Regions from separate parts of the Homo sapiens genome. Here region 1 is linked to region 2. Evidence: chromatin contacts called from ENCODE Hi-C or POLR2A ChIA-PET data. All regions are on one chromosome and are shown on one strand. The core of a region is the stretch at or near the end of the contact, and the rest is flanking DNA. Distances in the headings are between cores, read along the strand shown. Region 1 overlaps RAD51B (RAD51 paralog B). Region 2 overlaps RAD51B (RAD51 paralog B).

The links. Hi-C counts contacts between places; a loop is a spot of excess contacts on that map. ChIA-PET counts read pairs that join two places held with the same protein, here RNA polymerase II (POLR2A). Pooled maps may share reads with other maps.
Region 1: a pooled map shows a loop between it and region 2 (6-fold over the local background). The contact joins two enhancer-like sites. A Hi-C loop is called at or near these places in 2 of 168 maps with a recorded cell type or tissue (Calu3 and sigmoid colon), 2 of 37 single-sample maps with no recorded cell type and 8 of 50 pooled maps. POLR2A ChIA-PET finds 5 or more read pairs at or near these places in 7 of 52 experiments (A549, GM12878, H1 and 4 more).

The regions. Positions count from the first base shown.
Region 1 is chr14:68,180,048-68,183,139 of GRCh38, forward strand. All of the region lies in intron 7 of RAD51B (RAD51 paralog B), which reads left to right. Among named protein-coding and RNA genes, the nearest start is that of RAD51B, 360 kb to the left of the region's middle. Within about 2 kb of position 1,709, at least 4 of the 41 ENCODE cell types and tissues checked have a DNase peak (open chromatin) inside an H3K27ac peak, as active enhancers do.
Region 2 is chr14:67,942,585-67,945,974 of GRCh38, forward strand. The region is part of intron 7 of RAD51B (RAD51 paralog B); the gene reads left to right. Among named protein-coding and RNA genes, the nearest start is that of RAD51B, 120 kb to the left of the region's middle. Within about 2 kb of position 1,492, at least 5 of the 41 ENCODE cell types and tissues checked have a DNase peak (open chromatin) inside an H3K27ac peak, as active enhancers do.

The DNA.
Region 1 (3,092 bases), core at 459-2,958, 240 kb after region 2:
ACTAGAGCTTGGCCTATGGCACCGACAATTCCTCAGTCCTGAATAACATGTATAGGCTACAGCATTGCCTAGTTCCATAAGTCACCCTAATGGTTAAAGTTTTGCCACCTGTCACCTTAAAATACCCCAACTTTGAATGGATTCTGAACCATAGCCTACGTGTTTAGAATGTCTAGTTTGATGGAGCACAGATGGTTTGGGGAGCGCTAACATTCATCTTTACTTTGCCTTCATCTATTATTTTGCCCAAACGTGTTTATCCTACAGCCTGCTTACTAATGGCTCAGTTTGTTCTAGCTAGTTGTGGTTTGGGAGTAGGAGGCCACTCTGCCCACTGTTAGATGAGGGGATTGTAAATGTTAGAGAGGGCCGGGGTAGAGGAGTACTCTTTTTAAGAAAAGTAGTTGACTTTGATAATGAAAAAGTATCATCATGATTATCGTCATGCTGTTGAGTGCTTTACTACATTTCAGGCACGATAAGGTTATATATTTAATACTTACAACTTTATGAGCAGCTGTCGTCATTATCGCCACTTTACAAATATGGAAACCCAGGCAAAAAGAGGCTAAGTAACTTTGCCAAGGTCTCACAGGTAGCAAATTGCAGAGCCAGAATGCAAAACTACTGCCTTATGATCTGCTTCTCTAAGTAGCTGGGAATGGAGAAAGACGGCGAGCAGATGTATAGAATGCACTGATTAGGGTGACTGGGTGAGCTCTGTGCTGAGTTATACTTCAAGATGTACAGGACAGAGTTAGGGAAATGTGAGACCAAGGGCTTTTCTGGGCAGGAACAACCATACTGGCTGCTGTGGCAAGGTTAGAGCCTGCCAGGTAACTACAGTGAGACTTCCTTTTCATACAGATTGGGGGAACTGGCAAGACAAGTTATCATCACCTCCACATAGCAGGTGAGGGAAGGGAAGCAACAGCAGAGGCATTGGTGTTTTGTATTTAGAAGGGCACATAGCCTAATGCTAAAACTCACCCATTAGTTACATCAATGTTTGGATGCTCTTTGAAAGACTTCTCAGGAGAGGTGTGAGAATGATTTGATTTGAAGGTGGGTTTTAGTCTTGACCGTGTGCCACAGCAAACAAAATGAAACTCCCCTTGAGATAAAGGTAATCAAGATGAAGGTGTATTTACAAAGATGAGCAGTGGGATTTATCCAGTGACTCTGGAAGGTAATCCCCAGATTTAGTGCTCCATGAATACCTTGCCATGTTCCTAAGCTGGTAAATTACTCTGAGTTTTATGAGAGCGGATTGTGGGAAGCATCTAGATGAAATTCAGCCTGTTTCACCTCGAGTCCAGGGCTCACTAATGCACCCCAGGTGTGCAGACTGCCCAGGCTTTCTGCCTTGGAAGCCTCAAGGAACTTTCATCCCAAAGGGAAGCTTTGAAGAATACCAAGGACCTTTCTATCTGTCCTTGATTTTTTGTCATTTTTCTGCCCACATTTGGTAATTGGAGATATTTGTGGTGTTAAAGCCGGACTTGTTCCTTCTCAGCCTGCCCCCTCCAGTAGTGAAATTTTAAGCCTGTGGCTTTGATTATGCAAAGCAGTGATTTCTCTGCAGTGTCCCTCAGATGTAAAAGGAGAATGACTGAAATACTAGAAAGGAAGTTACGGGAAATCACCAAACAACCATTTTCCATGTCTACAGATCCTTTCATCTGAGGGCAAAAGAAGCTGGAGAGGGTGCCTCCAAAGGTGGGGGTTTGGAGGAGCACAATTTAAAATTCTCTGGGTTGTAGGCTAAGGATCAAAGGGTTATGTCCTCAGAATTACACGGTGAGTCACTGGAAAAACTCTGAGTAAAAGTCAGGCATCCTGTTTTCCAATCTTATATGCCTAATAATTTCAACTGGCTTTAAGACAGTACATTTATGTATATTTTTCATTTAGATCCATTGCCACCTAAAGAATATAATGATGTATGCATTATATAGATTATGGTTTCCATGCCCTAGAGCATCATGAGGTGTTTTGCCATGAGAATACAGTGGGTTAGGTGAAGAGGTGCTTGAGAAGCCTTGGTGTCTAATGTGTGGTCTCAGTACTCTGTGGAATCTCCTCCTCCCTTACAAACCACTGCCTCTATTCAAGCCATCTTGTGCTTCAATTTAGAAGTTCTCCTTTAAGAGAGAGTTTTCCAAAGCTAAATTAACAGCTATGCAGTGTACTGAGTAACTCTGTGATTTACTTTTTCCAATTTTGACTGCTGTAAGCATTTCAGTTTGTTTCCCACTAGTTTGGATCAACATGTTGGTTTTAACTTTATCTCCAAATGTAATGATTTTACATATTATAGACAAATGTGTTTGCACAGTTAAGGGCAGCAGGATTTGCTTGAACAGAGAATATGTGAGTTCTGTAACTTTTAATATTCAATTCAATTTAAATTCTTTTTCATATGTCCTTTTTATATATTCCAGTTTCTGATTATGGGTAACCTGACTTGAAGGTCAGACCATCTGAAGTGAAGATGGTTAAATTGTATGTGTTTGCACATGCATACACGTGTGTGTGTGTGTGCATGCATCCACATACACATGGGTGTTCATGTGGTAAAGGAGAGCCAGAGAGATGTTTAATTTCCTCACCACATTGTAGAAACTGAAAGAGACATGTACTGCAGAAACAAATTCTGAGATACGTTTGCTAACCACTTTTTTAGGTTTCACCTTCCGGGGAAAATGTTAAGGCATTTGCAAACATGCCTAGTTTCTTAGCGATTTAAGGCGCATAGACTCTCTGTGACTACACCTAGAGAGGTAAGACATGGAAAAGAACATAAGCTTTGAGCCACCTAGATTAGGGGCTTAATCTGGCCACACCACTTTTTAGATGTATAACTTCAGGTTGATTACTGGACCTGTATTCCTTTTCTTTCCTTGGTTGACACTTGTTCCAACTTATGATGTTGGTTTATGATTTTGATTTTAGTTTGGTTAACTTCTTATTTGGGGGATTTTGACTGACTTAATTTGTTCTCATCTTGTGTTAGGGTTCTCTAGAGGGGTAGAACTAACAGGATAGATGAATATATGAAGGGAAATTTATTAAGTAGTATTGACTCACAC
Region 2 (3,390 bases), core at 242-2,741:
AATAGTAGAAGAATTGAGAAATATGGTGGCAGACACACTGAACTTAAAGTGAAGGTTTACGTGAAGTAGCAGGAGTAACGTCAATACGTTGAAGTTACAAAGCCTGCCAAATCTTCCAAAAGGAAGATTACGGAGTCTATAGTTTCATGAAAGGAAGACTTAAGACAAAGAACATTTATACATATAGCAAATGAAAACTATTATGGGAATAGTTGCAATTATAAAGTTCAGTGACTTAAAAATATGATGTCTGAATTTCTTTTTAAATGTCAGCAGTAGTATATCTAAATAGGTGTTGTTTCTCTCGAAATGGTCATAGAAGATTATATACCCATTTTATGCATGCTCCTTTCTTGGTACGTTCTTTTGTCAGTTTTCTGTGGTGGCAGGTCTTTATTTTGCAGGCTGTTTTGAATTTTGAAACAGTCAACTGTCACTTAAAGCCAAGTGTGATAAATAAGATGGGTGGTCAAACTAAGTAATAGATTTAAATATATTAAATATATTAAATGAAATATAAAGTAGTAAAACTTATTTTCTTTTATTGCTTTCAAAAGTGATTCTAAAGGACATTACCAATGAGAAATTGCAAAAATGTTTGTGTACTAATAGTGTTAGATTAAGTTCTTGGTTGATAGATTTCACAAACATCACTTATTTAGATATGTAAGTTACAGGGCTTGTACTAATACACATTTTATTATATTGGAGACAAACCATGTTTATAAGTGACCTTTTTAAAATGTTTTCTTTATGCTCCCTAAATATACACTTAGGGAGGAAGAAGGAGGTTTTGAATTAACTGGAGATTTCCCTAATGTGTTGAATTTTTCTGACTAAAGCCTACATTTTTGTAAAGAAAAAGACCCTGTGGGATAAAAAATACGATAGGCACTATCACAGGAGCTGTGGGCTGGCCATCTATATCCATCCATCTATCTATTATTCCACCCATCCCTCCATCCATCCATCCATTTATTTAATTAAGTTATTTTTAACGGTTGGCTCTGGAGTTGACATTCATTTATTTTAAAAGAACAGTGAATCATAGCTCTTTTCCTCAAGATGCTTGCTTTTATTTGCATGGTGGCATATTGATTAAGTACTCAGAACACTATTTGACATATGGTAAGCCCTCAATAAAAGTTTGTTATTATTATGACTGTACTTCTCCCCTCTAATGTATAGAGGTAAACATTTTGGTTCCTATTGTGACACGTGGGTTATAATGAGTTAGGGCCTACTTAAGAAGAAAGTGGAAAGAAAGCGGGTAAAATTGTTGCTCAGATACTAGCATGTGGGTGGAGATATAGATATAGATATAGGTATAGATATAGATAGTGTAGGTATTTACATCTAAGTATATTGTATAAAGTGACGGATTCTGAATTTGCTACATTTCTCATTTCTTCAGCACTCTGGGATAAAACCAGCAAAAATGATGTGATCTGAACAGACACAGTAGATGGCGCTGTAGGACTTAGTTTTTAAAGAAAACAGTACAGCCAGGGGGAGTGGGGGCATGGAGTGGGAAGAAAACTAAAGCACATTTTAATGGGCTCTTTTGTACCACCAAGACAATTTCATCTTAGAGTACGTGCCTCTAAGAAGTAAAGATTTTTTTTTTTTTTTTTTTTTGACAGAGCTGGAGAATAATTTTAGGAAAACTAAATCTCCCTGTTGCTATGTTTGTGCCAGCTTTGTCACTTGGAAAGTATTAGTTGTTTTAAGCCACAAATATATAAGGAAGTTATTTTCTTTCAAAACATTGCCTTATTTATGAGGGTTTTGTTTGTTTGTTTTAGCTGTCTTTGTCTCTGTATTTTAATATTTTTGCTCCTAGCTTTTTTGGCCCTTTGTTGTTTCATAAAAACGTGGTTGTAAAGTTAATTTGAACCATATCAATATGACTATAATGTCATATTTTAAAATTCAGCTATATTTTAATAGGCCTTAAAAATACAGGTTTACATTAAAGAGTAACATAGTGTTTTTGATACTACCGTAGTGTGTTTATGTACTTGATCTTATTTAATCTTAGTACTAATTGTATGAATTTTATTATTCACTTTTCTAGGTAAATAAACTATATCAGAGATACTTAGTAACTTGCCAAGCTCACATACCTAGTGGTTGAACTAGTAGTTGCTGCAAGAGTTTCGCCAGCATATTAAAGTTGTATTTTTTGAGCACTTACTGTGTGCCAGGCAAGCTAACCACTGGAAATACTATAGTGTCCAAAGCTGACCTGGACCCTGCCCTTATGGACCTTACAGTTATTAGATACCCCACAGACATTTTTTGAAATCTGCTGGATTGAGAGTGGGTCATGAAGATGAATTTGAATCATTGTGATTGTTGGATAAGCCAGAGAGCCCTTTCACCAAAAAGAAAGTAAGAATCATACCTACCTTGAATATATTACTGTATTAAAATATTTGTTTTAGTTGTACTCCCTGTAGCCAAGGGAAAGGCAAGACCTCCTTTGGCTACAATGAGTAACTAAACTGTCTTCTAGATAAGAATCAGGAAGAGTAAGGAAAATCTGGCTATACTATAATGTCAAAATTTTCCACTGATTAAATGGTATTAAAATATCTAAAGCAAGAAGGTGTTAGTTAGCAGTGGAAGTCTGAGAGATTAATGTGGTTTGTGTACAGCCTAAGACCATGTTAACTTCTAATTGGCTTCTCTAGTGCCATTTGGTGAGATCTTTTAGAGTACAGCCAGCTTAGTGATACCCCAAATTGCCAAGTACCCCTTTCATCTTGGGACATTAATTGTCAAAAATCTTTGAATTGATTTTTCTTCAGAAAGCTTCACTTTATTATTTTCACACAATACCAAGTTCTCATGATATTTATGGGTATGTGATTGGTGAGAAAACAGACCAAGAGTTGTTTTTTGTTTGTTTGTTTTTTGTGACGAAGTGTTGCTTTGTCGCCCAGACTGGAGTGCAGTGGCGCAATCTCTCCTCCCGGGTTCAAGCGATTCTCGTGCCTCAGCCTCCCGAGTAGCTGGGATTACAGGCACACGCCACCACGCCCAGCTAATTTTTGTATTTTTAGTAGAGATGGGGTTTCGTCATGTTGGCCAGGCTGGTTTCGAACTCCTGACCTCAGTTGATCCACCCGCCTCAGCCTCCCAAAGTGCTGGGATTACAGGCATGAGCTACCATGCCCAGCCCAGACCAAGAGTTTTAAATTGAGGTCCATGATTGGGTTTCAGTAAGTGTATGGAATGTCTAAAATTATATAAAATTTTATGTGTATGTACTTAGAATTATTCTGGGAAGAAAGTCCATAGTCTGCACAAATTTCTCAGTGAGTTTCATAACCCTTAAAAGGTTAAAAGTGGTTGTAACTAGACTTTATCAAAAGGGGTGTTCAA